Regions from separate parts of the Homo sapiens genome. Here region 2 is linked to region 1. Evidence: chromatin loops called from intact Hi-C (ENCODE). Cell type or tissue: ovary. All regions are shown on one strand. Links, peaks and the distances in the headings refer to the core of each region. The heading gives the core; the rest is flanking DNA. Region 1 has its middle 49 kb from the start of LINC02104. Region 2 overlaps DAB2 (DAB adaptor protein 2).

The links. Peaks named below come from ENCODE experiments on the same cell type or tissue, not always from the same donor. Only the 100,000 strongest peaks of a DNase experiment are listed, where the experiment ranks them.
Region 2: it touches region 1 in a loop (6-fold over the local background); 46 of 110 quality-filtered maps call a loop at or near these places.

The regions. Positions count from the first base shown.
Region 1 is chr5:39,564,904-39,574,730 of GRCh38, forward strand. It overlaps the pseudogene CFAP53P1. Among named protein-coding and RNA genes, the nearest start is that of LINC02104, 49 kb to the left of the region's middle. In ovary, for the core only: a CTCF peak has its summit at 5,685 (motif pointing left); no DNase peak of the experiment used is centred there.
Region 2 is chr5:39,372,980-39,382,806 of GRCh38, forward strand. It overlaps DAB2 (DAB adaptor protein 2), which reads right to left. Exons shown (of 15, transcript NM_001343.4): 10 at 9,639-9,827; 11 at 8,475-8,637; 12 at 3,671-4,303; 13 at 3,018-3,127; 14 at 2,035-2,105; 15 at 1-446. The coding sequence ends at 2,040. Among named protein-coding and RNA genes, the nearest start is that of C9, 13 kb to the left of the region's middle. RefSeq lists enhancers at 7,756-8,955, 9,232-9,827. In ovary, for the core only: a CTCF peak has its summit at 3,459 (motif pointing right); no DNase peak of the experiment used is centred there.

The DNA.
Region 1 (9,827 bases), core at 4,226-6,725:
GAATGCAGACTTGGGCCAGGCACAGTGGCTCACGCCTGTAATCCCAGCACTTTGGGAGGCCGAGGCGGGTGGATCACGAGGTCAGGAGTTCAAGACCAGCCTGGCCAATATGGTGAAACCCCGTTTCTACTAAAAAAAAAAAAAATACAAAAATTAGCCAAGTGCAGTGGTAGGTGCCTGTAATCCCAGCTACTCAGGAGGCTGAGGCAGGAGAATCACTTGAACCTGGGTGGCAGAGGTTGCAGTAAGCTGAGATCGTGCCACTGTACTCCAGCCTGGGTGACAGAGTGAGACCAAAAAAAAAAAAAAAAAACAAAAAAACAAAAACAAACAAACAAAAAATCCAAAATGCAGACTTGAATCCAAGTCTGTGCTTGTAACCTCTGATTTCCATGTGTTGGTGGCAGCTGAGTCAGAATTAGGAACCATATTCCTGTTTTAAACTGTCTAAGGGATGTACAGCTGAATCCTTTCAATGGGGCCCTGTCTTGGGATGGACTTTCCTCAGGTGATGTGGCTGACGGCTGCTTGAAGAGTGCCTCATTTCTGGAGATACCTACCCCTATTGTTCCAGCTGTGTCTTGGAAACCCTTTAGTAGTATTTTAGGTGGGAGAGTCCAACACATAGTTGTATATGTGAGTGTGGTTAACAAGAGGAAAATGGACCATCACCATTGCTCTCCCCGTCTTCTTCCTCCTCTTTTCTTCCTTTCACCTGGCCCAAGTGCCTGCAAGTCATAGACTACCTCCACCCCTTCTGTGTACCACCAGTAATCCTCTAGGTACTTACAGGGGTATAAATAACTCACTTTGGATACAATGGGTCAAAGCAATGGTCCTGATGACAATACCAAAAAATGTATAGAAGGATCTGATCACTGTGATGTCATCTGTCATCACAGGTGAGTTACATTGGACTCCCACTCAACTTTTGGTGAGTTTATGAAGTTATGTTCATATGCAAAAACATAATAACCCATTTTATGTCAAACTAGATACATACCCCTGTAGCTGCTTGAGTTTATTAATCTTAATTCTTTTCAAACTATTTAATATGTTAGCATGTACCATATCAAGAAAATATATTCTGCAAGTTTACTCCCATCTGTTGTGGAAAGTAAAAATTTGCCAGAAACTTACATATATTTATAACAATGTATGCTCACCTAGTTCTAATAATCAAGGGTTTGGCAATGAAAATTGGTTTGTATTTAAACTCACTAATTCATAAAGCAAGTACCGGATGATGTGTTGTATGTTCTCTTAGCCAGAGCAGCTGGCTATGTTTATGTAGGTAGTGCCTCTCCAAAGGTGGCTGAACAAGGGCGCAATGAAAGGCTGAAGTCCATCCCAAGTCTCCTGGCTGAGCCCTCTCTCTGGAACACGGCTATGTCTGTCTGGAGGAAGGCACACATTTTCTTTTTTAAAAAATGTACTTATTTTTATTTTTATTTTTTTGTGCAGATAGACAAATTTGACTGAATATTCTTTTTTTATTTTTTGTTTTACTTTAAGTTCTGGGATACATGTGCAGAATGTGCAGGCTTGTTACGTAGATATGCATGTGCTGTGGTGGTTTGCTGCACCTATCAATCTGTCATCTAGGTTTTAAGCCCACATGTATTAGGTATTTGTCCTAATGCTCTCCCTCCCTTTGCCCCCCACTCCCCGACAGGCCCCGGTATGTGTAGAAAACAAAACACCACATTTTCTCACTCATAAGTGGGAGATGAACAATAAGAACACATTTTCTTCTTACAAACACACTACCAATTTGCCAGGTCATATTCCCAAGAGGCTAAGATGCCTTTTTTTTTTTTTTCCTTATTTATTCTCCTATGCCCAGGCTTGTTATGTGCAAGCTTCAGGCCCTTATTTTTCTGGGTTTGAGTCAAATCTTTATTTCATGGCCCAATATGGAAACTTCTTTATACTCTGGGTCAGAGTAATTGCCTTTAGTTGAATATTTGTCAGCTTTCTTTTTCCTGATTTGAATTTACCAGAATTCCATGCAGTATTCTAGGCATAATGTACCCATTGTGATTATAATTTTCTAATGATTTTCAGGATTTCTATTTCTTTTAGGTTATGCCAGCCTTTTGGGATATTCTTGATGAAGCTATTGGAAAGAAATGTTTTCTATTTTGAAATTGCTTAGCTGGTGAAGTTTAAGTCTAGAGCTGCTGGCAGCCATCCTAGCCACTCTTGAGGATAAGCTTCCTGAGTATCTAGCCAGTACTGAGGAAGGAAGAGGAAGGAAGGAAGAAAAGAAAGAAGAGGAGGGAGGAGAATGAAAGATTTGATATATTTAATCCAATCCAGGACCTGGCTTTAGCCATTTCTGAACTTCCTTTTACAAAAGCCAAAAAAGTTCCTTTTTTATTTAAGATAGTTTGAAGTAGACTTCTATTTTTTGCCTGATACTGTCCAGTCAAATATAGTATGAAATTTATGATGTCCATTTCTAATCTGCTAGAAGTGAGGAGGGTGGAGTTATGAGCAAGTGTCTGCTTTGGTTAGGCTGTGTTAAGTACATTATATGTTATTATTATTTAAGCCTTAAAACAACTCTGTCGATCAGGTATTGCTAATGCACAGGATAAAATTTAAAACATTAACAGTATTTCCCTTAAATTTGTAGGAGTAAAGTTTAAAAATTAAGTCAATATATATGTGTATATATGTCTGTGTATGTATATATACCTGTATATATACATACATATCTATATATATGTATGCATGTATATATAGATACACATATATATCTATATGTACATGTACATTTATTAGTGTGAAACAAACAGTACTGACCTGTTAGTGGTAAAGAGACTTCAGCTCCCTATTTACAATCAGTGCAAAGGTTTCCAAGGTTATCAACTTACTTGTATCAAAGAAGTCAACACTTGATTGAAACCATGAATTGTGCAGATAAATACTGAGAAATGTGTTTTGATTGCACCACAGACAAGTAGCTTGAAAAAGGAGACAACTGAGATGCTCTAAATTACTTGAAATAAGGTAGAGGAAGGAATGTAGCAATAGCAAATTAAGTAGAAAACATTCTCTTCTATGTTTAGTACCTCGGAGGGAAATGTGTGGGCTGTTACAGGTAACTTGCTCTTTTCACTTAATGCCCTCTGCCTGCATGAGTTCCTCTGAGATGGCCCTAACTGCTTTATGTTAAAATTAAGGGGAGTGACTCTCTTGTGGAAAATAATATAGTGGATTTCTGTTTTCAGTTTCTTAGCCTTGCTACAGCAACCTATGCCACCACCACCAGCACTCACACATCACAAGCCTAGAATCTTTCAGTTAGTTGGTGTCATCCATAGGATAAAACCTCCAAACCTCTGAGAATACATCACACTGAAGCCCCATGTGATCAGATCTAAATCTTGCCTAATTGGCCAGCTTTATTTCCTTGCCTATGGCTTACATTCCAACTAAACCATTCTGCTGCCAGTTACACAAACACTTCATGCTATTCAGTGCTGCTGGCCTTTGCACACGCTGCTCCTTCTGCCTGGACCCTCTTCTCTAGTCCTATGTGTCTGACACACATCTCATTCATTTTCTTGCAGGTATGTCCTTGACGAGGTACCTAAATTACCTTGAACAGAGTTAATCATCTTGTCCTCTGTGCTACTTATACCTTTGCTTCTGTAACATGTGGTTTTTTGTTTGTTTTTGTTTGTTTATTTGTTTTGACTATCTGATATGGTTAGAATAACATTTCCATCCAACACCCATTGATATAAATGAGGGATTTTACTTTGGGAATTAGTCAATTATAGTGGATACAGTCATAAGTTTTTGAGTCAAACTGCTTGGGCTTAAATCCTAGTGCTACTTTTTATTAGCTGTGGGACCTTGGGTACTTACCTTCCCTGGGACTGTTTTCTCACCTGTAAAATGGAGTAATATTAGCATTTCATAGGATTACTGTGAAGTTAAATAAAAATAATCTATGTCAAGTGACTGGCGCAAGGAATGTTCTCAACAAATAATGTATTATTTTGCCTATTAACTCAAGAAAGAAAGGTGACCATTGTCAGGAATTGGCAAAACGTATGCAGGGAGCATAAGTAGGCCATTTTCTGGACATGGCGTGGCGTCTCCTCTATTTTCCTCACTTGCTTGTGCACAGCAGCTGTCCACAAAGCTGACTGAGAAAAAGGAACCACCGTCACTGCCAATCACCCAGGAAGACACTCATGCCTTTCTGTCTCCAGACATCTCCAAAAGTTTCAATCAGGTAATCAGCATATATTATTGCTGATTTGGGGACATAGTGAACAGCCTTCTCCCAAATTCTCTACCATACTTTGCTGCCTGAGCTTTAAAAGCTCTGGTCTTTCTAAGTCTCTGTTGAGTAGGTCTAGCTGCTTCTGATTCTGTTCCAAAAATCTTCTTTGGGATGAGTGAATGAAACCCAGTTCTGGCAGGTTCTAGCACTCCTCCTGTAGTCTAAGGGTCTCAGACAAACCACCAGTCCTGCCTCTTCTTTCCAAGAAAAGGCACAACAATAAGCAATCTCATAGTGGGAATTCTGGAAGCATCAGTGTCCCATCCTAGCCCAGCCAGCCAAAAATGCTCATTTAAACTGACTATATTCTTGTGGCTACCTAACTAGTGTCTTTACCAGTGAATACGATTCCATGCTTTGGGCAAGTCCAGGTTGCAGACAACTGCAGAAAGAAGCATGGCCAACCTGTGCTTGTAAAACCTGGTTAACCAGGAGAACTGCACCAAGGGATATCACTCCTACTTATAGGTCAGTATGTCTCTCACAAACTGCTTTATTTACAAAACCAAATACTGTTTACTTGGTTAGATAATCTAAGACATACTTTCATTTAATCTGAGTCACTATATCTTTTTGCTCCAAAATGAAGCATGTATTGAAGTTCTCTGAGTTTCTGTTCAGTGTCGAATGAAGGCAATTTTAAAAACTGATTAAAAAGAATTCCTCTTGGATTCTTTTTAATTCTTCCACCTTCCTCCGAGGGTAGTACTAAAGACGAACCAACATCATACTGGATTGAGCAAGTCACCAGACTGTATTTTAACAAAGCTAATGTGAACGTTGACTTTTGACCCTTGAAAAGTGGTCACAGTGAGCAGTTTCCTCTTACCTATTAGCATCCACAAAAGAGTTCCAGGCATTTACACTTAGAGAAAATCACCTGGCTATTTCAGTGGAATAAGGTGGACAGCCAAGGTCAATGAAGCATTGCAAGTTTCCCAGCACTTCCTGGAGGCAGAATAGGGACTGACTTTTGTCTCTCTCTCCCTCTTACTGTCTCTCTCTCTCTCTTTTAATGGCATTTAACAAATAGCAAAATAGCATCTGAGAAAAACTTTAAATAAAAACCCCAGATGATAAACTCTTGGAGGAAGAACCTATTTTTTTTAAGCATAGTGTCTTCTCCCCACCCCGCCACCCCTTCCTGATATCTATTCTCACTTTCTGAAATAAACATTTTACTTTGCTAATGCTGTGAGGTGTGGGCTGGGAAGTTACTCGTTCTCTCCTTCACTCATAGAACAATTTCTTAAGGCCTAAGTGAGAATTTTACCTACCTCTTTCAAATGAGGGGATCCTTACTAAATTTAACATGCAATAAAAATTCAGATCTGGAAATCTCAGAGTCACCTCATAAGAGTTTTGCTTTGCTTTTCTTAGGCGGAGGAACTATATCAAGTCCTCCATCTAGCGGTATCACTTGGAATTGTTTGTAAAAGTGTTCTAATGTGAATTTTGGGAGCAGAAGATATTTATTGAATTTCAAATTTTAACTGACTAGCATGATAAAAGTGGATAAGAGAGAATTAAAAGATAAAGTGCCTAGTCTCAAAGAGCTTATAATGTAATGAGAAAGAAGTAAAACTTTATAAAATCAAAAATCTAATAAATAGTTTTCAAACCTAAGTATAGGTGCTTGACTCCTTTCTTCTCCTAAGGTCATCACTGGGCAGATGTGTCAGTTTGCATATGCTTGGGGCAGAAAAGAGGAAAGGAGTTGTTTGCCAATCATAGAGTCAGAAAAGAGAGGAGATCCTATCTGCAAACCAAAGCTCCAAGTGCTCCTGAGACAGTCTAGGAGCAGCGAAATGATTTTCCTTATAAGGCTCTGGGATAGGGGAGCTGAAACATCCTAGACCTGACAAGAGACCAGTACATCTGGGGGAGCCTGGTGGAAAATCCAAGGATACTCCAGATGCTTGAGAAGGTCAACCAGCTGCCCAGGCCAGCACCTCAGTGACCCTAGGAGGGTCTTCCATAGTCTAAAGAGTTGTGACATGCTGAGGTGAACCTTTCTTTTATCTCAAGATCTGGGAGGAGCCCGAGAATCTTGTGACTCCTCTCCCCATCCATTAATTCCAGGATTGCAGCTGGTTGGCTTGTTGTCATCAACAAAATGAAACATATCTTCTTTGTCTGACAATTTACAATTGCCTGGGAGATAGGCCTGCCAATTCTAAGGTATCTCCCTCCTAATAATAATAGTACCAGACAGCCTGTGGGACCACACCAGGATGAGGAAAAATATATTAATGTTCAAGAAACTATGCTGGAAGCCTATTAGGGCATACTTCCCACATAAAATGAGTATTTCTGGATAGCACTTGATAGGTGCTTGGTATCTCCTGAATTTTGTCCTGGCAAATCCTGTTTGCTGTTATCCCTGCTTCAAACACTCAGTGTTCCTCTTTCTTCTCTGCTTCCCGGGCCTGCTGCTGGTGGAATATTTGCGTTTGCAGTTGTCTCTTATACTCCTAAGCTAAACCACTGCATCTCCAAAATTCTCCTCTTCATCCTTAAGTTCTTTAAAACCTTCATTTATGCAATCCTGTTCCATAGCATATCTTTTCTATTATTTTGCTTTTCTTTGCAATGTTTCTTGAACTTGAACTTTTCCTGTACACATAACCTCATTCACAAGTTGTTTCCTTGCCTCCTTTTCGAATCTTACCTTCCTGTCCTTGGCCAACTTTTTTTTTCCTTCTCTGCCTCTACTATTTTGTCTAATGATTTCTTCTGTTTCCTTCTCCTGTCTCACCTTTGTTCTTTTTTAATCAGCTTCTTCCTGTAAGTCTTGAAGGGCCCTTCCACAAAATTCATGTTCAAGTCCTGCTCTTTTCTGTATTTCTGTCAAATACGTTCCACCTTCTCTTGGAAGACTTTTTGCAAGACGGTTTCAATTTTCTGCTTTGTCTCCTCTTTTTACAGCTTATCCTGTTCATTCTCAAGTTTAATCTGTGCATTTTCTATTTCCATAAGGTGCGCCTCCTCTTCCTCTAGCTGTTGCACTACCTGCTTTTGCACCTGGATGCTGGTGACCTGGGCATTCTGACCCAGTTGCGTGTTCTCCTCCAGCTCTTCCTGAAGCTCTTGAGTTTCTCATGTTTCCTTGGCTGATTAGTCTTCTGCTCGGAATTCTGAGAACATCTTCTCTTTCACCAGTTTCTGCCTCTTCAGCTTTTCATTAAATTCTACCTCTGCTTTCTGCTCTTCACTTGTCTTTTGATGGATACAAAGCAATTGACCACAGAGCTGCTTGCGGCATGCCCTGAATCACTGTCTAGCTTTTCATCCACAAAATTGTATCCCTGTTTTCCTTCTGTTTTAATGATCTGGCTTTCTCTCTCAGTCTATCTTGTTTTTCTCCTCCATTATTGCTTCTTTCAATTGCATTTCATTCAGTAAAATACTCATTTTCTTCCGAGGCTAGCTTATTTTATCTTTCTTCAGTGTTGATGGAATACTTACTTTTAACAGGTGTGAGCAGGCTGAAAGAGAGCCATCCCTCTAAATGATTAGGACAGATGACTTTCCTCAAGCTGGATTTTGAATTTAGTAGCAGAAATCATATTAAAAAACCTTAAAACACAAAAGACTGTAAATTTGAAGCAAGAAATGTAACATTTAAAAATGAAGATTGTGAAAAACAGGATAGACACTGCTGAATATTGTCAGCAATGACCCAAAATGTTAGTGTAAGGAATCATAGCAGTAAACAGAAGAAAAAATAAGTGAAAATTAGAAATGAAAAATGACAGGGTAGTATACACTCATGAAATAAACCATTTCAATTAGTAAGACTTTCAGAAGGAGAGAAAGAAAAAGAGGAATAACAAAAATCAAAGAATTAATATTAAAAAATCCCTGTGAGCTGGATGAAGACTTGAGTTTTTAGATGATAAAGACCATGTAAGTGCTGGAGGTGTTTAAAGAAAAAAGAAATACTTCTGGCCACATTCTAGGGTGCTTAACAGACCTGTACGATCAGTAGTACTTCTTATTAAGCTTCCAGACAGAGAAAACAAGTTACAAAGAAAATATTGACAACACTATCGATCTTTTTATCTGCAATACAGTAAAATAGAAGACAATGAAGTGATATTATGGACTTTTGAGTGAAAAGAGCTGTGATTCTAGAATCCTGTTCTCAGGCTTTGTTTATGAATTGGGGTGAAGATGTGACATTCTGAGATCTACAAGGACCTAGTAAGTAAACAACCCATACACATTCTTTGAAAATGTTACTGTAAAACTTCAACAAAAATTAAATCAGCATTTGATTTTACGTTGAGGAAGAATAAAGTATGTCAGGGAGAAAGATAAGTGATAAATCACATATATGTAATTGATGTGTAAAATTATCAGAAACCTATAGGGTACAGTAAGAAAACACTATTCATTCCTCTGCCTCCAAATGAAATCTAAGACAGGTCTAATATTGGTCATTCTCAGATAAAAACAGTATTCTCTAGTCACTTAAAAAAATCAGAATAATTTTATCCATCAGTTAAAATGTCAATATCGTGTAAGAGTCAACCTTCTAAACTCCATTCTAAATTAAAACTTTTTTGCTTCCCCTGCTCGGAATTATCTGACAAAGAATTTAAAGCAGCTATTACAAAAATTATCAAATGAGTAATTGTGGGCACTCTTGAAACAAATATTAAAATAGAAAGTATCAGGCAAGAAATAACATAAAGAAGAACCAAATGAAAATTTTAGAACTGTAAAATATAGTATCTAAAATTTAAGAGAAAACCCAACAGCTCACTGAATAGACTCAAAAGTAGAATAGAGATTATAGAAGAAAGAGCAAACTTGAATATAGAACAATATAAATTATCCGGTCTGAACAGCAGAAAGAAAAATGTTTGAGGAAAGAAAGAACAAAGTCTTAGGGACCTATGATAGTACACAAAAGCTATAATATACATGTAATTGGAGTTATAGAAGAGGAGGGGAATAAACATAGTGCTGAAAAAAAAATTTGAAAAAATAATGGCTGAAAACTTCTCAAATACAATGAAAGACATAAACCTAAAAATTTAAGAAGCTAAGTGAACTGCAAACAAAATAAGTCTGAAGAACTCTAGCCCCAGAGTCATAATAACAAAACTGCTGAAAATTAAAGACAGATAAACTCTTGAAAGCAACCAGGAGGCCGGGCGCGGTGGCTCACGCTTATAATCCCAGCACTTTGGGAGGCTGACGCGGGCGGATCACGAGGTCAGGAGATCGAGACCACCCTGGCTAACATGGTGAAACCCCGTTTCTACTAAAAATACAAAAAAACTAGCTGGGCTTGGTGGCGGGCACCTGTAGTCCCAGCTACTCGGGAGGCTGAGGCAGAAGAATGGCGTGAACCCAGAAGGTGGAGCTTGCACTGAGTCTGGGCAACAGAGCCAGACACAAACACACACACACACACACGCACACACAAAAGCAACCAGGAAAAAACATGGCACATTACCCATAGAGAAACAATGATTCAAATAATTGTGGATTTTTCATCAGAACCTAT
Region 2 (9,827 bases), core at 2,376-4,875, 190 kb before region 1:
CTACTATAACCTTTAGGTTTTATGCTCTGAAACAGAACCCCCAAACAACTCTGAACAATAAGGATTTGAAAATTTATTCAAAACAGTATGATATGAAGGGATGTGGTGGCTGCATCTCCCAACCAGAGGGTAGAAGGCAGGTGTTCTAGAAGGTTCCAGGGACACAAGAGGCAGGGTTCAGTAGGGAAACTACTGTACTTCATTTACACTTAAGCTAGAGAGTTTAGGATCTTAATTTATTTAAAGCCATAGATTCAGTTTAGCTTTAACCTAGACAGAAAGTGAAAAGCATTTTACAAGTAGAAGAGGCAATGAGAAATAAGGCAACAGATAATACGTCAAAGCTGGAACAAGGGCAGAAATCAGAACGTGTCTGGCTATCAGCTTTGTTTTTGACTACTAAGGCCAACCTTTTTATTCCTCTGGATGGTCTGCAGACCAAGTTCCTAGAGAGGTATGGAGAAGAAAGAAACTTGTGGTTAGAATTTTTGAACTGAATATCAATGTATTAAATATCAAGTCATTATTAAAGATGTCAGTAATAGTATCTCCTAGGGCTGATGTGAGGATTGATGAAGATGATAAATGTAGAGCATCTAATAAAATGCTTAGCGCAAGTGCTCAACAATGTTAGTTATTTTATCCCATGAGAGTTCCCCTTACCCAATCTATTGATGTAGCAGGTTGACCTAAACTATCCTTCCTTCATGACCTAAAGAAGGAAGGACCTCCAAAGAGAAGTCTAGTTCATTCAATTTAGTCCATACAATCCATCTTGACTCTGAGTGTAGTTTACTCCTTCTATTGGTTTGGGTATATCTCCCCTTGAATGGAAGGTGAGAATGATCTCTGGTAAGACTTCTAGCTCTTAAATATCTACTTACTGCTTTATTACCTTTAGAATCACCTGCACTCTTGTTAAAAGGAAGCATTTCCTTGGCACCAAAGAGAAATTCCTTAGGGCTGCAGTAGGACCCAGGAATTTGCATTTTTAATGATTTACCCAGTTCTCTGAAGCAGTTTATGGAAAGGTACTACAGGAAACACAGTCATTGTAGAACTGGAGTTGAGGGAAAATGATCCAGATGCCTATAAGCTCAATCTTATTGTTTTCGCCACGTTTAAGATATCTATCTATTAAAAATAATTACATTCTAGATGAGCCAAATCACAGTTTAGTAGTCCTGTTTGGATGAGACAAGATTGGAAAAAAAATGGGCTTGGTTTTTGTTGTTGTTGTTGTTGTTTTTCATTATTTCTATTGTTCTACCCCTACCAGCTGGCCTACCTGCTCTAAAATGGGGAGAGCGTTCCTTTCCCTACTAAATTCAGTCTTTTGAGATCAGAATAAAGTTGCTGTCACCTTCTGTAGAGAAAGAGTTACACTGAGCCCTCCCAGGATTTCAGCTGAGGGTGATTCTACCTAATCACTTATCTAAGATAAAGTTCATGAGACAGAAGAATCAACCTTCAGACTCATTTTGAGCTCCTACTGCCTATGAAGGAGATCTTTAATAGTTGTTAAAACTTTCAGATTTAATACCATCAGACTCTTTCAGACTAACTTTGAGATTGCTCACAGTTAAATGGTAGAGAAGTAATGATCATAATCTGTTTTGCTGACTTGGTGGCTTCAGAAAGTCAATGGAATCTGAACCCTTTATAGGAAACCAAATTATTACTAGGTTGTTTTGCAACCACTTCAATATGAAAGTAAAAAGGTTAGAAACCTGTGATGTGTTGTTTTGAGTTTTACTTCCCACACAGAACTGAAAAACCAAGAACATGGAATAAGATAAAAATCCACATCCCCAAGGGTATATTACTATTTTTTGATGTGTTTAGGAATTCTATTCTTAAGTGCCCAGCCTAGTCATTATTGAATGATCTCAGTAGAGATTTTCCTGTCGATTACTCCTAAATTATAGATATTTACCCTCTTCCCAATTCTAAAATTAAAATTTCACTCTTTATTCCATGTCACCCTTTCTCACAAAAACCCCTGAGACAGGCTTATTAGGATCTTCTACTTACAGAATTTAGGCAAAAGGATTTCCAAATGGATCCCTATACATCTCAGAAGATACAGGTTGAGAAGAAGCCACCTAAGAAGATAAAATCATCTAGTCAATAAATACAGTTACAGTCATAAGAAAAAAATCGCAATGAAGACTTCCAAAATTCTTTTAAAAATCGCTTAGGTCATAGGCCAATCAGCCAATCAAACATTATATGGGGCTTACAGTGTTTTGTTTTCATCTGCTTGCAGATGGCAGTGTATATTATTTATGTGAAAATCAAGGTTCAGATGCATTTCATTTGCCTCCCCGAAATGGGAAGTATTATTTTCACAGGCTATAGAAATATTGTTGGAAAATTAAGAACTTAAATTTTTGAAAGGTTTTCAAGACAGTATTTTGGCTCAATTTTCTCCCGAAATGCTTTCATGGGTCAGGTTAAGTGAGATATGAAGGATGTTTTCTATGTGATATTATTTCTCAAATTCAGAAGATAATAGTTCTTGTGCAAATAATCTTTCTCCAGTTTAAATGAATGTTTATACTGTGAAGGTTCTTGGTGACAAATCTTAGCTAAACATGTTTTACCATCAAAAAGCTATTATAGCCAGGTGCGGTGGCTCATGACTGTAATCCCAGCACTGAGGGAGGCCAAGGCAGATGGATCACTTAAGGTCAGGAGTTTGAGACCAGTCTGGCCAACATGGCGAGACCCCATCTCTACAAAAAAATACAAAAATTAGCCAGGTGTGGTGGCACGTGCCTATAGTCCCACCTACTCAGGAGGCTGAGGCAGGAGAATCCTTTGAACTCAGGAAGTGGAGGTTGCAGTGAGCTGAGATTGCACCACTGCACTCCAGCCTGGCCGACAGAGCAAGACTCTGTCTTAAAAAAATAAATAAATAAATAAAAGCTATTATAAAAGCAAGGTTAATTCAGGAGGCTGGAGCTCTATGTGGCATGTACTTTGGAGAAGAGCTTCTAGTAGTTCATACTTACAGAGGCTTGTGATGAACCAAAAGAATCTTTAAAGAAAGGGTTCTCAAATGCATTGTCAGTAGATTTGGTAACTGGCAGGGAAACTTGTCTGGGAGCTGGCTTTGGTGGTTCTAGAAGGTAAAAAATCCAGGCAATCAGTAGACAAGCTTTCCCCAAATATAGGCCAGTCCCCGAGTCAGCTTATTTTTGAAGTTTAGTTCTATACTTTTGAAATTTACATCAGTGGAACAAAAATCAACACCAAATACTAGGTACCCCAATAATTATTATCCTTCTCGGAAGAGAAAGCCATGCATATTTATCTGAAGTGGAAGAGATTCAGAATCCCCTCATTTTAAGCTGATGGGACATGGATGACGCCTTATTACACAGCCCTCCAAGAGTCACCAGTCATCACATTTCAATAGCTCATGGCAGCCCTTTTAAGATTTATCACTAGAGGGCAGCATTGGGTCAGTCCTCAGAAATGACTAAGGTAAATAGTTATCACCAAAAGGTAAATGGTTAAGTTGTCTCCGTAACCCTTGATTACCAACAGAAGCAAGAGCAAAGCTGTTGGCGGGTGGGAGAGGGTTCATTTGGGGAACTCATTTAGGTCCATGTGGCAGTGGAGATAGTTGTTGGAACAGTAGGCAGAGTGGTGAGTGGCTTACCATTGATCTTGTTCAATAGTTGATTAGCATCAAAGTCATCATGGTCTGCATTCTCCTGAGGAATGCCAACCTTGCTGTTGAAATAACTGGCAAAGGCACTCAAAGTCCCAGAAGAAGTCTGCTCTCCCTTCCGCGCGGGCACAGCAGGTGGCTGCCGCAGTTGGAAATCCTTAAACATTTCTTTCACATCCTTGATCTCTTTATCCCCAAGTGGGTCTAAGGCAGTGAAGGCATCACTGGAGATGTCCTTGGGAGGGCCAGCTCTGGGAGGTGGCTGAGGAGGAGTGACCAGGAGAGAGGAGTGCATGGATGGGGGCTGAGTGGACACAGCAGGAGCTGGAAAAATATTGCTCTGAAAAGGATTCCCCAAAGGGCTTGTTGTTGACCAAGCATTGGGTGCCACAGATGCAGAAGGGCCCCAGACAACAGGCACTGGAGGGGGAGTTGAGGCTGCAAAGGGTGAAGGCTGGTTCCAACCTGAAACAGCTGGACTTGTACCAAAAATGACGGGCTGACTAAAACCTGAAGGTTGACCACCCATCATGGCTCCCGGAGCCATTGAAGGGGACTGATTGAAGACCAAAGATGCTGTGTTCCATGGTCCTGCCTGAGGGAGTGTGACAGTTACACCACCTGAAGTAAGAGGAAGAAAAATACTTATCAGGAGTCAAGCTTGAAGAAGATTCTTGAATTTCAGAGAGCACAACTCTCTGGAAAGCCTCTCCACAGCTAACACCTCCATTGAGCCCTGAGGCTGATATGGGAAGAATATGACAGATTAATCACTGTAAAAGTTAGCCAGCTAACACTGTATAGTGAGCATTCAAATGCTGGTTGCATTTTGAGGCCCATGTTCTTCCTACCATGTCTTTTTAACTTTCCTGATTAGAAGGGTAGTACGGTCCATAAGTATCTACTCATCAAAAAAATAAGCCCTTATCATACAGACACTAGTTGTCTGATACATCTCAAACAACTAGAACAGAGCCTGTTAATAGCAGGAACTTATTTAAGTGAATATATTTTTATGCATGAACCATGCTGATTATGATGTAGTTAATTAAGATAATCCATTGGACTCTCTGAGTCACAGATTTGATCTTTTCATTTGGCAACTGGCTCACGTCTGGAGTCTTATGGAAACCAGCAATCACACATGTGCACAAGACCTCAACATGCTTGCATCCTGAAGAAACCATTTCAAAGTTTCTTCACTTTTTATTGCTGCCAAGACTGATACAGCTATATACATAAAGGGAAGATAAAGTTTGGCCAATGCCAAGATAGTTTTAGACGTTTATATATAAAAATGGAAGAAAGGATGTTATCCTAGGAAGACTGTTTCAAATAAAAGTGCTTCCTGCCATGTGCCATTTGCTAAACCTTGCCAGAAGTTAGAACAGAGAATTTAAAAGAGGAGAGAGGACAATGGGAAACAAAAATCTTTCAAGGTAACTAATGGCCTGTGTTGGGGCATCTGATCTTTGTGGTGAATGGCTCCATCTCCTACGACCTTGCTATGTCATCAGGAATTCGTTAAATCGCCAGAATCCAGGCCTCTCCAATGATGGCCTCTGATTCTTGAGAGGCTCGCTCCCTGCATCTTGTTCTAATATACAGGGCACTGTCTTTCCTGCCTCTTTCCAAGTGCATTAATGATTCAGTTAAACTCACCGCTAAGAAGGAAACCTAAATTCAGCCTCATATCTATTAGTGGGTGATGCTTCGCTCTTGAAATCTACTTGCTTTGAGCTTTGGTGCATGGCATTCTTTAGTTATGAAAGTTTTCTTCAGACCTGGGTTAGGGACGTTTATGTTTCCAAGAGGGAATACTTTGAAAATGGTATTTAGGAGTGATGGAGCACAAGATTATATCTTCGAGCTTCTTAGTCTGAGACATTGGTATTACCTGACTCCATTCTCATCATGCATGCTGGCCATCTGGCCATGGGCACACATGGTGTACTCACAGAGAGTGGTGGGTTTCAGAACAGGCCATTTCACTTAATCAGCATGCTTTTTGGAGGTGAGGAAACTGGGTGCAAGAATATTCATTAAAATTGGGAAGGTCATAGTCTGGGATGGTAGAAACTGAAAATCAGGCACACTGGCTCTAAATCCGGCACCCCATTCTCCTGTTCTGCTTCCTTGGCAGCAAGGCATGGGGCAATTTTAATTTTCAAATGCTATGTTAATTCAAATACTTATTTCACGGATACAGAAATTAGACTTCATTTTCACTGAAGAATATACTCCTTTCATAACAAATCAAGAGAAAAGTTATATTCTACAATACAGGCTCTAAAAATGGGTTTAGTTTGAACAAAGTTGTTGCTTGTATTTTAAAACACATTCAATTAAATTGTATTAACAGAAGCCAGATCACTTGCTAATAATTTCCACCAGTTAGCTGTGCAAAAAGGAGGGTAGAATTTTATCATCTTTCATGTTGGACAACTTGTCTTCATTTAGGAAAATATCATATTAGTGAGAATGGTATTTGTAAAAGAGAAAAATATTAGGGCTGGGCGCAGTGGCTTACACCTGTAATCCCAGCACTTTGGGAAGCCAAAGTGGGAGGACCACTTGAGGCCAGGAGTTCAGAACCAACCTGGCCAACGTGGCGAAACCCTGTCTCTACTAACATACAAAAATTAGCTGGGTGTGGTGGCGCATGCCTGTAATCCCAGCTACTAGAGAGGCTGAGGCACTTAAACTTGGGAGGCAGAGGTTGCAGTGAGCTGAGACAGCACCACTGCACTCCAGCCTGGGTGACAGAGTGAGACTCTGTCTCAAAAAAAAAAAAAAAAAAAAAGGAGAGAAAAATATTACATTTGCCAGGAATTCAAGGCTTTCCCAGTATATACTTATACCAGTCTTCATTCCTACCCACCAAATCCCCACATTGTGTTTTAACACATTGAACACATTGAACACATTGACAAAGTAGGGGCAAGGAATAAGGAAAAAGGGGACATGGGTATAGAACATTAATTTTATTACCTTCTGAGGCTAGATTAAAATACAAGCAAGTTGAATCTGAGGGCTCAGCTTTCTACAATACCCTCTCCCCACCCCCCCAGTTCTCCAGGGGAGACAGTCCCCCAGCTGGGTCTAGCGGAAGCCAGACCTACAACCTTCCATGGTTTGGCTGAGGATCCCTGCTAGTGGACAGGGACTATACTGTAGAGCTCAGTTTGAGTCCCATGTCCAAACTTGGAACAATCATCAGTATTCTGCAGTTGTATACCCCAAGCCCTCAACAGGGGCACCTAGCCAAAAAGCTTCACTTCGTCTGAATAAATAAACAGTTATAGGGTCCAGCTGTATTTTCAGGCTGACTTGTTAAATATTGGCTGCAAAAATTCTTAAGGGCATTGATATCAGATAAAAAGCTCTGTGATGTGATCTCGCTGCAGACATTGCATTGCAAGCACTCTGGTCTTCTGTGAGGGAAGGGTACCAACCAGCTCCACTTGGGGGTGCAAGGAAAAGAGCAACGCAGAAAGGGGGAAGCCCCCAAGAGACATGAAGTCTTTAGAGAGAGCCTCTTGATGGGGTAAATGCGAGCAGAGACCTGGGACAAGCTGGCTTTTCATACCCTCACGGATTTCTGCCACTCAGCAGTTGAGTAACAGTCCTCCTCTGGCCACCCTATTCTAGATATGATTAAACAGATTTCTTGTAAAAGAACCAAACTATTTTCCTTTGTAGGAAAACAACAGAGACAGAGAGGAAAACAAAACAAGGATCCTGATGACTGACTGCAGGAGGCAGAGAAAGCCAGGATCCCTGGTCAGATTTTACCGAAGGAGAGGAGAGTCCTTCCTCGTCTACAGTCCTCCACCTCCCAAGCCAGAGTCCATTTGGAGTTTGTAGAGGTGCCAAGAGAAGAAAAATAGAGTCCATAGCAGGACAGCAAAAACTATTGTCAGGGTTTCTGAAAACTGTACCATGGAGTCTGAAAAGAACTATAGGCTATGGACTAAGAATAGCAAGGCCAGCCCTCAGTCAAGTGGACTTTCCCACTGTCCTACCACAGAGTGATCAGCGGCTCACACAAGCTAATGACACATTTAGGAATTAAGAGCGTCAATGCATACTAGCTGTCTGATAAAATTCCATCTCTTCCCTTATTTCTCTCTTTTTTCAACTTTGGCTTTCTAGGACTTATGTTCTAGCTTCAGTAAAACACTCAAGCTAGCCAAAATATTGGCAAGGAGCTCCTATGGCAGAAGTGCTCAGAGACTGATCAGGATGTGTGCCTGATCTACCCTTACCATACACCTAGGAACACAGCTGGGCCCAGAACCTAGGACTTTCACTCTATGACTTATTCTTGCTTCAGACTTAACTTACATCCTTCTTGGGCATATATTCCTTCTAAGAGGGCTATGTGTTGAAAGGACATAGGCCTTCGATCTATTATGGCAAAAGACATGGAAGACATGCATGTTGACAGACAAGCCTCTCTTATGTCAACCCTGTTTTGCTACTGAAGCTGGTCTGAGTTTAGAATCCCTTACAATTGTCTTTCAGGAAACCATGACCAGTTGGTTCAAGTAAGTACAATACTGAAAATGAATTTCTTGTCTCATGCTGCCTCGAGGAGCCAAATGTGAGTTACAAGTCAAGAATATCAAATGGATGTGGGGTTGTATAGTAGAAGTGGGAGAAGGGCTCCCTGGGATGCTCAAATCTTATGCTGTAAAACCCTCTGGGAGTATGAAATCTCTTCCGATGCATCATCATTTTATGAGCAAAAGCAAAAGAGTCATACTTAATTTTATCTCTAGGCACCTACCTAGACCCACCAGGGGCCCCACTGGGGCAGGAGCACTTGTTTTGAAGAGATCCAGAGGGTTGGGCTGCAGGGCTGTAGGTTGTCCTGTGGGTGACGCCTGGCCTGAAGGTTCTGAGACGGGAGGAGCAAAGATGTCTGATGCAAGCAAGTCATTGGCTGAAGACTGACAGGACAGGGAGGGAGGGAGAAGCCTTAGTTACTCACTAACAGTGAAATACAGCCTCATTTTGTCTCCTACCCTATACCCCAATTTGAGAGCCACAAAAAGGAAAACTTTTTTCTTGACAGATGAACAACAACAACTACTACTACAGAAAAAGAGTCCTCCAAAAAAAGACACAGATTCCTACAACGGACGGACTACTGAGTCTTAGTGTCTGACACTACCTAGGACTTGCAAAGTGAAATCTACTATATTCCTTTACACACTCACATTGGTCTGGTCTCATCGCTAAATGCTTGAAGTTGGGGGAGCAAGTGTGTAAAAGGGGCAACTACCAATAAGCATCCTAAATATTTTTGTTCATTCCATTGGATTTTAAGTCAGTCTACATAGAGATCATAGGGTCTTAATCCAGGCAAGCCTGTATATTCTTAGGAGAGGTAAAAAAAGACACCTATGGGAACTGCATTTTAAATTGCTCTTAAATAAAGCTGAGATCATAGTGGTAATAGTAAATACATAAGCTTAGAAAAAGCTTATGTATTTACTCAGTATTTAAAAGAGGAGATAAGCTCGAGAATTTTATACCACCACCATGGACACTGATGCAACATGATGGGTGTGCAGGGCATGTGTTAGTGTCAGGGAAGTACAAAGGGAATCACAAGAACTCTCACCCTCCCAACCCAGAACACGATGATCAAACTTACCAGAGGTATAGAAGCATAGCAGCATTAAAAATGGAAAAACTTGTGTTTAGTTTAATCATAAGTGACAAGACATGCACACGGAAAGCAGGGTGTGAAAAACACTGCTGAGAAGCTTAAAAACGGTGGCAGTTAGAGGAAAGTACTCCTGGAGAACCAAAGTGCCTTATCCCACCTTCTATTTCACAGCAACACAGGAAACTACGAGAGCAGCAGGAAAGAGAGCTTGCATCACACCACCCTTTGGTACCGAACATGCACTCTGCTAATGGATATGTGGAGAAGACAATTCACCTTAGCAGTCCTTCTGCCTCTTCCTGGTTTGGTACTTTGTGGAGGTGGGATAATGGCTATGGAGTCATGTGGTGAGGACTGGACAGAGCTTTCCAAGTCCTGCTTTACGCCATTCTGTATGGACAGTCCTTTGGGAGGGCTTCCCACAAAAGGGTTCGGGGAGGATTTGACAGAGAAGCCGTTCTGTTC